Regions from separate parts of the Homo sapiens genome. Here all the other regions are linked to region 1. Evidence: chromatin contacts called from ENCODE Hi-C data. All regions are on one chromosome and are shown on one strand. Each heading gives the region's core, a stretch centred on a gene start or an enhancer-like site at or near the end of the contact. The rest is flanking DNA. Distances are from core to core; before and after follow the strand shown.

The links. A loop is a pair of places that touch in the nucleus more often than their neighbours do. Pooled maps may share reads with other maps.
Region 2: a map of CD8-positive, alpha-beta T cell shows a loop between it and region 1 (14-fold over the local background). The contact joins the promoter of UBE2K here to the promoter of WDR19 in region 1. A Hi-C loop is called at or near these places in 7 of 168 maps with a recorded cell type or tissue (CD4-positive, alpha-beta T cell, CD8-positive, alpha-beta T cell, dorsolateral prefrontal cortex and 2 more), 1 of 37 single-sample maps with no recorded cell type and 17 of 50 pooled maps.
Region 3: a loop to region 1 is called in a map of gastrocnemius medialis, with 37 times the contacts of the local background. The contact joins the promoter of PDS5A here to the promoter of WDR19 in region 1. A Hi-C loop is called at or near these places in 6 of 168 maps with a recorded cell type or tissue (CD4-positive, alpha-beta memory T cell, CD8-positive, alpha-beta T cell, Right ventricle myocardium inferior and 2 more), 12 of 37 single-sample maps with no recorded cell type and 27 of 50 pooled maps.

What each region holds. Positions count from the first base shown.
Region 1 is chr4:39,180,890-39,185,277 of GRCh38, reverse strand. WDR19 (WD repeat domain 19) reads right to left here and starts at 2,749. Exons shown (of 37, transcript NM_025132.4): 1 at 2,715-2,749. The coding sequence starts at 2,720. RefSeq lists enhancers at 1,711-1,780, 2,481-2,630, 2,755-3,049, 2,901-3,080.
Region 2 is chr4:39,695,522-39,699,710 of GRCh38, reverse strand. It overlaps UBE2K (ubiquitin conjugating enzyme E2 K), which reads right to left and starts at 1,575. Exons shown (of 7, transcript NM_005339.5): 1 at 1,321-1,575. The coding sequence starts at 1,383. RefSeq lists a silencer at 1,592-1,881 and an enhancer at 1,962-2,021.
Region 3 is chr4:39,975,473-39,980,223 of GRCh38, reverse strand. PDS5A (PDS5 cohesin associated factor A) reads left to right here and starts at 2,313. Exons shown (of 33, transcript NM_001100399.2): 1 at 2,313-2,767; 2 at 3,607-3,784. The coding sequence starts at 3,647. RefSeq lists silencers at 2,089-2,728, 2,779-3,528 and an enhancer at 3,066-3,974.

The sequences.
Region 1 (4,388 bases), core at 1,500-3,999:
TTCTTCTATTAGTTCCATTAGTTATATTTACATCATCATTAAGTGTTTAACTTGGCTACTGGGTGAATAGTGTTATCAACTGAAAACTCTTTCTTTTCCTTGAAACAATCAAGAAACGTGATGTCCAATATGGAGGCTACAAACCACATGTAGCTATTGAGGACTTGGAATATAAGTAATCCCAACCTAGCTGTGCTGTAAATATAAAATGTATATCAGATTTCAACAACTGGAAAAAGAATGTAAACTATCTCGTTGTTAATTTTTATATTGATTACATGTTGAAATAACATTTTTGATATACTGGGTAAGATAAAATATATTATTAAAATAAATTTTACCTGTTTTCTTAAAAAATTTTAATGGTCAATAAAAATATGAAATTACATTAGCTCACAGTACATTTATATCAGACAGTGTTGATCTAGAACATTTAGGAATATGAGTTTCAGTGAAAAAATTTAGATTTCAATATTAGGTTAAATTATAGATTAAACAATGATGCCCATTTCTAGGCATATGAAATTTAGATACTGTTACACGGGACTTAGTCTGTGCGGCAACACAAAACTCTTACAATGCTCAAAATTAAACACCGCCTGGCCAACATGGCGAAACCTCGTCTCTACTAAAATTACCAAAAAATGAGCTGGGCATGGTGGCGCTTGCTGTAATCCCATCTACTTGGGAGGCTGAGGCACGAGAATCCCTTGAACCCGGGAGGTGGAGGTTGCAGTGAGCCGAGATGGTGCCACTGCACTCCAGCCTGGGTGACAGAGCAAGACTTCGTCTCAAAATAAATAAATTAACAACCAACAACCAAACACAAAGCAGTGAGGTTGTTTATTTTTATTTTTATTTTTTTTTAGACAGCGTCTTGCTCTGTCGCCCAGGCTCTGGAGTGCAGTGGGGCGATCTTGGCTCACTGCAACCTCCGCCTCCTGGGTTCAAGCGATTCTCCTGCCTCAGCCTCCCGAATAGCTGGGATTACAGGCACACGCTACCACGCCCGGCTAATTTTAAAAATATTTTTGGTAGAGACAGGGTTTCACCATGTTGGCCAGGCTGGTGTCGAACTCCTGACCTCAAGTGATCCACCTGCCTCGGCGTCCCAAAGTGCTGGGATTACAGGCGTGAGCCACCGCACCCTGTCCCAATGAGCATTTTACATGCTAAAGAAGAAATTCCCCTCTATTGAAAGTAGAGGTGGGCTATGATCATGGGACATAAAAGTTTTATAGAGCATAAAGAAACTCATGAAGAAAGAATATTTAAAAGCATCTTACTTTTGCAATTTTGTGACCATTTCACCCTGGAACTCCTTCATGCAAGTGAGAAGTCCTTAAACTTGAATTTCATTACCTTCAATGGCTGACTTGCCTCTAGCTGTGATTTCATATTATTTTTTTTCAGTGGAGCTCTATAGATGCTCCACATACCGTGCAGAGGAAAAACTGCTAGTTTCACAACCAAAAAACCAAGACTTAAATTTTGTTTGTAGCTTATTAGCTGTAGGGCTTTAAGTAAGTCGTTTAAATTGCCTCCAGCAAAAAATTCTCAACTGTAAATCATGAATAATAACTCTTCACTTCTAATATTTCATAAATTGTAAAGAGCTTTAGAAATAAAAATGGGAGTTATGATTACTGGTCCGTCAATTCCAATTTCCACACTAATAGCCACGAAGAAGCATGAGGACATCTAAAATAATTTTAAAATTGAGCCTTCCAGCCGGGCGCGGTGGCTCACGCCTGTAATCTCAGCACTTTGGGAGCCCGAGGTCGGGGGATCATGAGGTCAGGAGAGTGACAGCATCCTGGCTAACACGGTGAAACCCCATCTCTACTAAAAATACAAAAAATTAGCTGGGTGTGGTGGCACGCGCCTGTAGTCCCAGCTACTCGGGGGGCTGAGGCAGGAGAATCGCTTGAACCCAGGAGGTGGAGGTTGCAGGGAGCAGAGATTGCGCCACTGCACTCCAGCCTGGGTAACAGAGCGAGACTCAGTAAAAAAAAAAAAAAAAAAAAGCCTTCCATTTCTTTGCCAGAGCAGAGCAAGGGGGGACTGCTCTGATAAATCAGAAAGTGGGGTGAACAAGAAGCCCAAGCCTAGAAACCGTGCGTGCAGAGGATGAGGCACATGAGCGTGAGACCTGAGTTTTCGGGTGCAGATTTCCCGTCAATAATGTACACTCGCTAGCAGGTGATTGGACTGGTCACAGGTAATACATTTTGAAGTTATTCTTTAGGAGGCTTTTCATTCTTTTTAAGGCGCTGGGCAGCTGCGCGGCTTGCCAGAGGCTTAGCCCCAAGAAATGAGGTAGCTCGTGACATCGGACCCAGTCAACTTCACAGCGACCCTCCAAACGCGTTAACTCGACCAGTTCTTTCCGCGTGCGAAGCTGGGGTATCTTTAGATCCAGTCCGCTCATTTCGGCCAGGGAGGGGTTCCCACTTTCTGCACCGCTTCTACGGCGTCTGCAGTCCCCAAAACGAGAGGCCTCTCTCTCCGCCCTCTCCTCTCCTCCTATTTTCTTTCCTTTCTCTCGTCCCTTCAGCTTCGCCCCCGCTCTCTCTGGCCACCTCTCTCTCTCTCTCTCTTCCTCATTTCCAACGAACTCAGAAGGGAGAGGGACAGATATCCTCTTTTAAAAGCGACCAAGGGCCAGTAGTCGCGTTTTCCCGCCCCACCCCGGGAATTTGTAAGTTATTTACCTTCATCTCCACGCTCGAGCCGCTACGCGAACTATGAAGTACGCAGGCGCACCCGGTCTCCACCAAGCAGGCTACCGCGTTCCCGTCACCCAGGAGACCGCGCGAGCAGCGACCAATCAGCGAGTGCTAATTGAAAGGCGGTGCCTCGAGGGGCCGGGCCAAGCGCACCGCCCTCTGCGAGGGTGGGTGAGAGGCGGAGGGTGGAATCACATGACATCAGAGACGCTAACCCTGGGAAGTTGGGCGTCGCGAGGCCTTGCTGAGCCTCGGCTTCCTGGCTGGCTCTGATTGGATGAGATTCGTCCGGGAGAGACGGGCTCTGTGAGCCCTCAAAGGCGCGTGCGTAAATTTTGGACCGCGATGACTAAGATGTCAGTGCTGGCCAAAGGGGGCGCCGAGAAGCTGAAGGAAAGAAGACGCAGAATGTTAGATTAAAGGAGGCAGGATGGGCTAAATACTCCTATACAGTCCACGCAAAGAGGGGTTGGACGAGCTCGGGTATATCTTTTTTTCTTCCAGGTTTCTGGGGTAGAAGGGAGGAGGCATAAGAGGTACAATAGTTTATTTCAAGGTAGGGTTGTTGGTGCTTTTTTTTTTTCAGTTTCACCAAAATCTTTTTTTTTTTTCAATGTCAACAAAATGTGCTAGCTAACGTGGGCAGGAAAAATGAGCTCCAATAGTTTTCCTTTAGAGTTTGGATCTGGCAGCTTTTCCCCAAGTATAAAGCCCTGTTGTACAGTATTTGTGCTGCATTATTTATAGCATGAAAGTGCATCTTTTACCCAAGCGTCTGAAAGTGTTGAAACAGTCTACCTTTTGCTTTTCTTTTCGACATCAGGTAGGAATCTGATTGGCTTAGAGAAAGTTAATCAATGATTTGAAATAACTAATAATGAATGTTTGCAAATTCTTAAGTAGGGTGCTATGCCTTTGCACTGGGGTTTTCAGTTACGTTACGACAGGGGTCCGGATCCAGACCCCAAGAGAGGGTTCTTGGATCGCGCGCAAGAAAGAATTCAGGGCGAGTTCTCAGTGCTGAGAAAAGCAAGTTTATTAAAACACGTAAAGTGGTGAAAGGACAGCTACTCCATAGACAGAGTAGGACATTCCTGAAAGCAAGAGAAGGGACGCATCCACCCTAGGTACAATGCTTGTATATATGGGGAGATGTGCTCTGCTACAAGGGTTTGTGATCAAAGATTAATTTTCTTAATTATTTTGCAGGAATTGATATTATTATCTTTAAAGCAAAATTAGGAATGCCTTTGTTCTCCAGATATCCCGATATCTGGGTCTGTTTTAGTAAACATTATTAATTTATTCCCTTAATCGTAAACATCTAGAGGCGAGGAATGCCCAAATTCTGAGAATTCAGCCCAGCAAGTCTCAGCCTCATTTTCCTAGCCCTCACTCAAAATGGAATCGCTCTGGTTCAAACGCCTCTGACAGTTAGGTTAATTACTTAAATTTTTACTGAAAGATTCCTCTGCTGAAAGGGTAACCATTTAAAAATAGCCAGAGCAATCAGTTCTTAACAAGACCTGCCCTCAGGAGAAAGTATTTTTACCAAAGCCTAGTCTGCTGGGGTTTTATCAGAGCCTAAACTACCTGGGAGAAGGGAAATACTCAACTTCAGCCTCCATAAACCATCCTGTTCCACTTAAGTGTGGGAGA
Region 2 (4,189 bases), core at 326-2,825, 520 kb before region 1:
ACAAATTATTATTGACACTATTAAAGTACTAACTGTAAAAGAAAAACACAAATAGCAATGATATATTCAATAATGGTATGTGAATCTTGAAAATAATCATTTTCTGTATTACTTTTTGTTTAATTCATGTGGGGAAGACAATCTGGCATTCTTGTTGATCTTGGTATGAGAAACTGTACTAATACTTGCATAATTTTGAGTCAAATTACTAGAGCACTGTGAATATCTTACATAAATAAACGTAGTACAAATGTATCTAAATTCTGCAGGACTTAAGAGCAACGGGAGGCAACTTTTTTGAAAATCTGTTAAGTCGTGATAAATCTCAATAAGGAGATGAAACAATGTATTAATCTGGTGAAATTTCACATTTTTAATAGGTCTGCTTTTCAAAAGTAAGAATCAAGTTAACTATGAGGGACATCATAATGAAGTTTCGTGGCACAACACGAGTCACAGAGGCACTGTCTTAAGACAGTCTCTCTGATCTGTAACTTGTAAACAATATTTTGAAATAAGCTACTCATACATTCCATTATTTGTTTCCTAACTAAAAATATTTACATGTCTTTAATACACCAAACACCTTGCCTTTGCCCACTCAAAAGATTGAGATGTCAATAAAGATGAGGCCTAGGAATTTGGGGGTTAAGTGGAAAAGAGATAATTATCTTATTTGGAATTAACTTGCTAACTCAGGTGAAAATTCCCTTACCCCTGCCACCAAATAAGACAGTATTCTATTATGTCTCCCTTTGACTCCTAACACCCAACTAAGAAGGACTAACTCTGAATGTCCTTCCTTTTTAATCAATACCTAAGGACTCACTGCTCCTTCCCCAAGAAAAGAACAGTGAAGGCCTGACAGGCAATAACCCCGAATACCCTCAAAAGTGTGGGCCTTCGAGCAGCACTGCTCTTGGGATCCAGTTACCACCTTTCCCCTTCCCCCAACCCACTTCCCGGGTTTTCTCAGGCTCGGCCTGCTCCCTCCCCACCCCACAGCCACATTTCCAGCTGCGGCCACCGCCTCGGGTTCTCTTGTGAGCTTCCATCCCTCCGAGGAGTTGCCCCCTGTCCATCACCTCCCCAAACCATGTTCCACCCCAGACCACCCGCCCGCGAGACCGTCCATCCTAGCGCTCTGGGAGGGGAGGGGAAGGCGGCGGAAGGAGGAGGGGAACACTGCTGCTTCCTCACAGGCAGAAGGGCGGCCGCAAGGAGGACCACCCAGGGACTACCGGGGATATCGGGGTCGCAGCTGGGAGGACCCTCCCGCCCCAGGCAGAGGTGGGGGATATCCGGGAGTTCATTTCTGACCTCCTCGCTCTTCAGCACCTCCTTGAACTCCCGCTTGATTCGCTGCACCGCGATGTTGGCCATGTCTCCGCCCGCAGCTGATTCGTACCCGCCTCCTCCGCCACCGCTACGACCACCGCCACCGCCGCCACCTCTTCCTCCACCGCCTCCTCCCTCGGCGATTCAGACCTGAGCACACGAACACTGCCACTACCACCCCGGCCGCCGCGCTCGCCTCAGTGTGGAATCACCTCCGCGCCCGGCCACCAAAATGGCGCCGGGTCGGCGCATGCGCACGACGTTGACCCGGCCGGGCGGCGCAGCCGCTCCCGTTGGAGCCCCCATACGCCCGAGCCACGAGCTCGCGTCTCGGCTGGGGCTGCGGCCGCGTGGCTCCGCCCTGCCGGCGTCTGGGGCCGCGAGGGTGCGGCTTCCAAGCTGGCCGGCCCTAGCCGGCCCCCCCGGCCCTTCCCGGCGCCTCCGCTCCTGTTTAAACCCGGGTGCTGTGGTCTGGGCTTCCAGCGCTGGCCTCTGACCGAAGGTTCGGGCGCAACCGAACGGGTTTCCGACGCCGCACTCGGCTGGAACGCCGCCCTGACTCAGCTAGACCCGGAACCCGGAGGCTGAACGCCGTGTCTAGCGCAGGAAAACGCTCTCCCGGATCTCGGTCCGGCCCATTTTCAGTTGGTGTAGCCCCAGAAAATCTACTGCAGTCGTTTTTGTTCTGCAACATTTATAGTACCACGATTATTCCCATCATCTCAGGTAGCACAGATTATTGAATTAAGGCTGGTTATTGTTGGATCAGATTGGGTTTGAGACAGGTACTCGGTGGAGAGGCCTGAGGGTGGGTTTAGAAGCCAGATGTTGCTCTTTGACCTATTTAATACCGAGCTTGACACACACACACAATCTCTCTCTCTCTCTCTCTCTCTCTCTCACACACACACACACACACACACACACACACTCCTATGCCCATCCCTAGAGTGTAGGGTGGGCCTAAGACTGCGCTTCTAACAAGTCTCCCAGTTGCTGCTGCTGTTGGTGCTGGTTCCGGGACCACATTATGAGAACCACTGAACTGAATGAAGCATGTGAAAATTCACATATATTAAAGTGAAAATTGGAGAAATGGAAACAATTACAGTACCCTTCAGGGGACTCGGGGTGGGGGAGGGGGAGCCTTATTTCTGTAAACCTAGGCCTCAAAGGTGCCTGGTGATAGTAGGCACTCAATAAATATTGAATGAGTAAATGAGTACAGATAAGACTAAAACGTTTTTGCTGGCGCGGCGGATCGCTTGAGGTCAGGAGTCCGAGACCAGTCTGGCCAACATGGTGAAACCCCATCTCTACTAAAAATACAAAAATCAGCCAGGTGTGGTGGCAGGCACCTGTAATCCCAGCTATTCTGGAGGCTGAGGCAGGAACATCGCTTGAACCTGGGGGTCGGAGGTTGCAGTGAGCGAGATCGCGCCACTGCACTCCAGCCTGGGCCACAGTGCAAGATTCTGTCTCAAACAAAACAAAACAAAACAAAAAGTATAAAATATTTTAAGTGGAAAGTAAGTTTGAAAGTGGTTTCTGGGCCAGGTGCGGTGGCTCACGCCTGTAATCCCAGCACTTTGGGAGGCGGAGGCGGGCGGATCACGAGGTCAGGAGATCAAGACCATCCTGGCTAACACGGTGAAACCCCGTCTCTACTAAAAAAATATAAAAAAAATAGCTGGGCGTGGTGGCGGGCGCCTGTAGTCCCAGCTACTCGGGAGGCTGAGGCAGGAGAATGGCGTGAACCCGGGAGGCGGAGCTTGCAGCGAGCGAGATTGCGCCACTGCACTCCAGTCTGGGCAACGGAGCGAGACTCCGTCTCAAAAAAAAACAAAAAACAAACAAACAAAAGAAAGTGGTTTCTGGTCGGGCGCGGTGGCTCACGCCTGTAATCCCAGCACTTTGGAAGGCCGAGGGGGAGCAGATCACTTGAGCCCAGGAGTTTGAGACCAACCTGGGCCCTATGGTGAAATCCTGTCTCTAAAGATAATAATTTTTAAAAAAGAAAGTGGTTTCTAAGGTGCATAGTAATAATGGTTTGGTACTGAGAAGCATTTTGAATAGAACATTTTGGAATAAGTAATAAGGGTGTCATTTCAGAAGTTTATACTTCATGCACTTTCTTCACCTAGCCAATCAGTAAAATATCTATTATAAAAATATCACAAATACATGGTTTTACCAAAAGTAATTAAAATTGTGGTGGCAAACATGGAAATAGCCAATGGAGGCGAATCAGTGGGGGCACAAGGCAAAAGAGAATTTCTTAAACTCCCGCCCCAGGAACCAAGAGGAGATTTTAAAATTCCAGTTCTCTCCCATGGCAGTTCTCTTGCCAGCTTTTATTTCCTCATCTACGAAACGAGAAAACTGGATTAGATTATCTCTCTCAAGTTTTAAGAGTTCAGAATTCGAAAATATCATCTCAAAACATTTCCCCTAAGTGGGCTGACATAAATTATATAAACCCTTCTAGCAGAGCCCCCTAGTGGTCCTAAGAGGACTCAACCATATACGTAGGTCATGGTACAAGGAATTATTGGTGTAATGTAAATCACGCAATGCTATATGTATTTGTGCCAGTAGACTTAAAAAAATTATTTTGAAGAGTGCAAAAACTTTTTGAGCACTTTACATTATCACTGTCCAATCCTAATCTTGGAATGTGAAGAAACTTGGAATACTCAAAGGGGGACCAGTTAGAAGGGTCCAGGCCGGGCGCCCTGATTTATGTCTGTAATCCCAGCACTTTGGGAGGCCGAGGCGGGCGGATCGCTTGAGCTCAGGAATTCGAGACCAGCCTGGGCAACATGGTGAGACCCCCGACTCTACTAAAATA
Region 3 (4,751 bases), core at 1,064-3,563, 800 kb before region 1:
TTAAAAAAAAAAAAAAAGAAATCAACCAGTAAGGCCAGGCACGGTGGCTCAAGCCTGTAATCCCAGCACTTTGGGAGGGTGAGGCGGGCAGATTACCTGAGGTCAGGAGTTTGAGACCAGCCTGACCAACATGGTGAAACCCTGTCTCTACTAAAAATAACAAAAATTAGCCGGGCATAGTGGCGGGCGCCTGTAATCCCAGCTACTTGGGAGGGTGAGGCAGGAGAATTGCTTGAACCCAGAAGTCAGAGGTTGTAGTGAGCCAAGATCACACCACCACACTCCAGCCTGGGCGACAGAGGGAGACTCTGTCTCAAAAAAAAATTAGCCCGGTATGGTGGCACACACCTGTAGTCCCAACTACTTGGGGGCCTGAGGCACAAAAGTCGCTTGAACCTGGGAGGCGGATGCTGTAGTGAGCCGAGATCATGCCACTGCACTGCAGTCTGGGCGACAAAGTGAGACTTCATCTCAAAAAATAATAAAATAATATAAAAAATAAATAAAATAAAATATATGTACATATACAAAACTCCATTTAATAATGGGCAAGCTACTGAGGAGGATGAAAGATAAAATCATTGTTGTTTAATTAAATGTAACACACAAAGAAATATCAAATTTGGCCGGGCGCGGTGGCTCATGCCTGTAATCCCAGCACTCTGGGAGGCCGAGGCGGGCGGATCACTAGCTCAGGAGATCGAGACCATCCTGGCTAACATGGTGAAACCCCGTCTCTACTAAAAATACAAAAAAAAAAAATTAGCCGGGCGTGGTGGCGGGCGCCTGTAGTCCCAGCTACTCGGAAGACTGAGGCAGGAGAATGGCGTGAACCCGGGAGGCAGAGCTTGCAGTGAGCCGATATCACGCCACTGCACTCCAGCCTGGGTGACAGAGTAAGATTCCGTCTCAAAAGAAAAAAATAAATATCAAAAGTGACAGGGAGAGCCTAAAAAGAGAGCAGCTTTTGGTCCACTTAATAGTTTGGATGAGGACACTTTTAAATGGATTCTGCCTGGTACTGTAAATGCCCAAGAACAAAGCATTGACTTTTGGGCAGAGTTCTAGCAAATCAGCAACTGTGGAGTGTCAGATTCGCAATGACTGCTCTTGTGTAATACGTCAAAAACAAGTCAGTGAGCTGAAATGCAGTACCTTTACTATTTTTAAGTTGACGTTAAAGGATGTGGGAAAAAAATAGACCAATGGGTACCCATCAAGAATAATTTGAATAAACAATCGAATATCATTTTAAACTATGGTAGTGGTCAGTTTCAAGAGCTGAATGTGATTTCATATTATCGTATCCTTTTTTCAACTTTCTCTTCGGAAATTTTGTGTATGCTCTTGATTTTTTTTAAATAGGTAAGTGTATGTTCTTGCGTTAATTTGTTTCAATTACATACATTAAATTGCTCAAACACTGCTGCGTGCACTGTTTTTACCTGATAGTGGTTTTCCTTTGGATGACAGAAAACGTTAATGCTTGGTAGGTTTAAAACATTTTTAAAAAATGAGCTCTTCCTTATTTACAAGAATCACCCACCCAATTAATAAATGCTTATTTCTGGGTTCCACTCTCAGAGATTTTTATGTTTATGTATATTTTTATATTTTTTAGTGTTTTATTTTATATGTTATATTTTTATATGTTTTATGTTCATATATATTTTTACGTTAAAAAAACATATATTTTTATGTTTTTTAATCTTTGGAGTTGGAAACCTACGTTTTCAGCCAGTACCCAAAGTGATTGTGAGGCCTGGTGGCCCAAAGACCATACCTTGAGAACGACTCGACCCAATGCTATTTTCATGTTTTGCAGCTTTCAAAATATTAACTTCAGAAATCTAAGGAGGGTGGGCAACTCGGGTGGCTGTCAGAAGACCCGAGAGTGAGCCGCTCACGCTGCGCCCCATTGCACAACTTTCCTTGACTTTGCAGATCTCTCCCTGAGGAGGAAATCAGTTCATTTTCACCGAGCAATTAACTACCTCCCAACCAGTTTCGTCTATGTCCCTCAGGATGACCCCCAAAAGTCACCAGCTCATCGCCGCTGCGAAAGATAAAGCACTGTTTGCCCTGCGTGCCCTCGCAAGGCCGCGGGAACCTGGGCTCGCTTCCCGCCACCCGGGCTCCTCCTCCTCTCGCCCTCTCCGGTCGGGTCCTCCGGGAGGCGCCCCGCGCGGCAGGTATTGGCGCCAACCGGGTGGCGGCGCTGTCCGCCCTGCGCGCGGCCGCCTCGGGCCCGAGGGAGGCGGATGCACGGCCGGCGGAGGAAGGGGAGGGAGCGAGGAGCGCGCGCTGCTCTCGCGTGCTCTCGCGCCGCTCGCGTGACCGGCCGGTGTGTGCGCGAGGCCCCGGCTCCCGGGGCACGGACGGCCGGGCGCGCGCCTCTGCGAGGGGCGTCCGGGTCCGAGTCGGCGGTCCGGGCCGGCGCGAGGTGCGTGCGGGCGGGCCGCGGGGGTCCCGGACGGACACAAGCGCACACACTCCCGGAGGAGCCTTCGAGGCTGCTCTTCCTCGGCCAGACGGAGAGCGGCACTGTCTCCCCGCCCAGCGCTCACTCGCCCCGCGTCTCCCCCCGCGGCGGCTGCTCCTCCTCGGCACCGCCAGCCCCAGCGCCGCTCCCGGGCGGGCGGGCGGCGGCGGCGGCGGCGGCGGGACCCGCGGAGCCGCTTTGTGTGCAGCCCGACTAGGGGCGGCGGCGCAACCACCTGACAGAGGCCCGGGCGCTCGATGCACCTTCCGCCCGCATGAGGAGGAGGTAAAGGCGGCGGCGGCTCGGCTCCCGCCCTAGGCTGCTGGAGGGAGGGGACGGAAGGGGAGACTGGAGGGGGGGGCCGCGGGTCCGAGGCCCGGTGGGGCCGCCCGAGGGTGCCGGGAAGGCCTCGGCGGTGCCGGAGGCGCCAAGCGGCCGGGGGCCAGAGAAGCAGCTGGGGTCCCTCAGCCGAAGTTGAAGGAACAAAATGTGAAGTGCGGAGGCGCGTCAGCCGCTTCCTGGCGTGGGGCTGAGGGTGGAGGGCGGCTTGTTTTCCCCTCCCGCGGGGGTGAGGGAGCGGAACAGGGGAGGGGTGGCAGCGCGGCGGGGACTACCCCGGGTCCGAGGCTCGGCTGGGCAAGGGCGTTTTGTTCCCGGCAGCCGCCGCTGCGCGTGGGTCCGCTGGGTCCCTAGTTTTGCGGCCTAAGCCGAGCCCTATAGGCCTCGGGTCTGGTTTCCCGGAGGGGACTGGCCGGGCGGGACTGGGTGCTTCCCCACCGCCGAGCGGGGGCCTTGGGGTCCTTGCCGGCCTCCCGGGGCCGCCAAACTTCGGACCCTGGTGCTCGGGGGTGGATTTCATTGTGAAAGGCGGAATGGGAAACTCCTGGCGCTGTTCGGCGGCCACGGCGGCTGGTGCGGAGGAGCCCCGTGAGCCTGGGGCTGGCAGGGCCGGGTTGGCGGGGCCGGCGGGGTTCGATCCCTGGGAAAGAGCGGGTGGCGAGGCCGCTGCCGGGTCCCCGGCCTCTGGGGAGACAGGGCCTTTTCCAGATTAGAGAGATTTGAAATGAAAAAAGAGGTTACAAAGTCGCCCCTTTCCCGCTGAACTTTGGTTTTCTGACCGATAGAGGCCGGTAGAGGACTGTGAACCAAAAGTTGTCCCCCAGGATGGACTTCACCGCGCAGCCCAAGCCTGCCACTGCCCTCTGTGGCGTCGTGAGTGCCGACGGGAAGATCGCTTACCCTCCGGGGGTAAAAGAGATCACCGACAAGATCACCACGGACGAGATGATCAAACGCCTGAAGGTAAGTGTCTGGACGGATTTTGATGTCTTTGGTAGAAGGCGCTTTCTCCTGTGATACTGCTACCCTGCTCAGTCTGGCCTTTAAAGTTCCAAGTTTTTTAGATCTCTTACCCCCTCTGAAAGGTACTGTTGTATCTCAGATAACATCTTTGAGTGAGTTTTGTAGGGATATAACCATTGTGGGAAATTTAAAAGGAGTGTGATTTTTCAAAAACTTACTGGTTTTCAAGCATAAGAATTTGTGTTTTTAGAGTTTTTTCTGGAGGTATTTAATGAGAATACTGTTCAGAGTGGCTTGCAAACTTAGGTGTAGGCAGTAATTTGCCTAAGAAGTTTACTATTTTCAGCTTCTGAAGGGGATTGATTAAAGCGCAAAGTCCTTTTTAAAAATTTGCATAATTTTCTATATCCAGAAGCTTAAATATGTATATATGGTGGTTAAACTTTGACAGAAGGTACAGACTTTTCATAATTCAGGCTTAAAGTAAGATGATTTAAGTCTATACGTTCAAAGGAGTTTAAGAGTATTATGGCCCTTTTTATGAGGTGTCAGCTAATTTTGTTTAAGCATGGCAGTCCTAAGGTTAAGGTTTTAAATTTCAACCTCATGTTTGTTAGTTTTTTTGGTTTCTGTTCCACTGACATAGATTGTGGCCAGAATCTTAACAAATAAGTAATATTCTTCTTGTAGGAACAGCTTGAAGCAGTGGTTCTGAGTCAGGGCAACTTTGACCTCCAGGAGATGTTTGGCAATGCTGGAGACATTTTGGTTGTCACAATTGGTGCTAGATTGGAGTAGGGGAAGACCAGAGGCAGTGAGTCCGGCTAGGAAACTGTAAACAGTAGTCTAGGTGAAAGACGTTGAAATCTTCAGGTAGGGCTATGGCATTGGTAATAGTGACTAGGAAATGATTTAACAACTTTTCAGAGTTAGAATCAATCAGAATTGGTGGGAGGTGAGGGAAGCA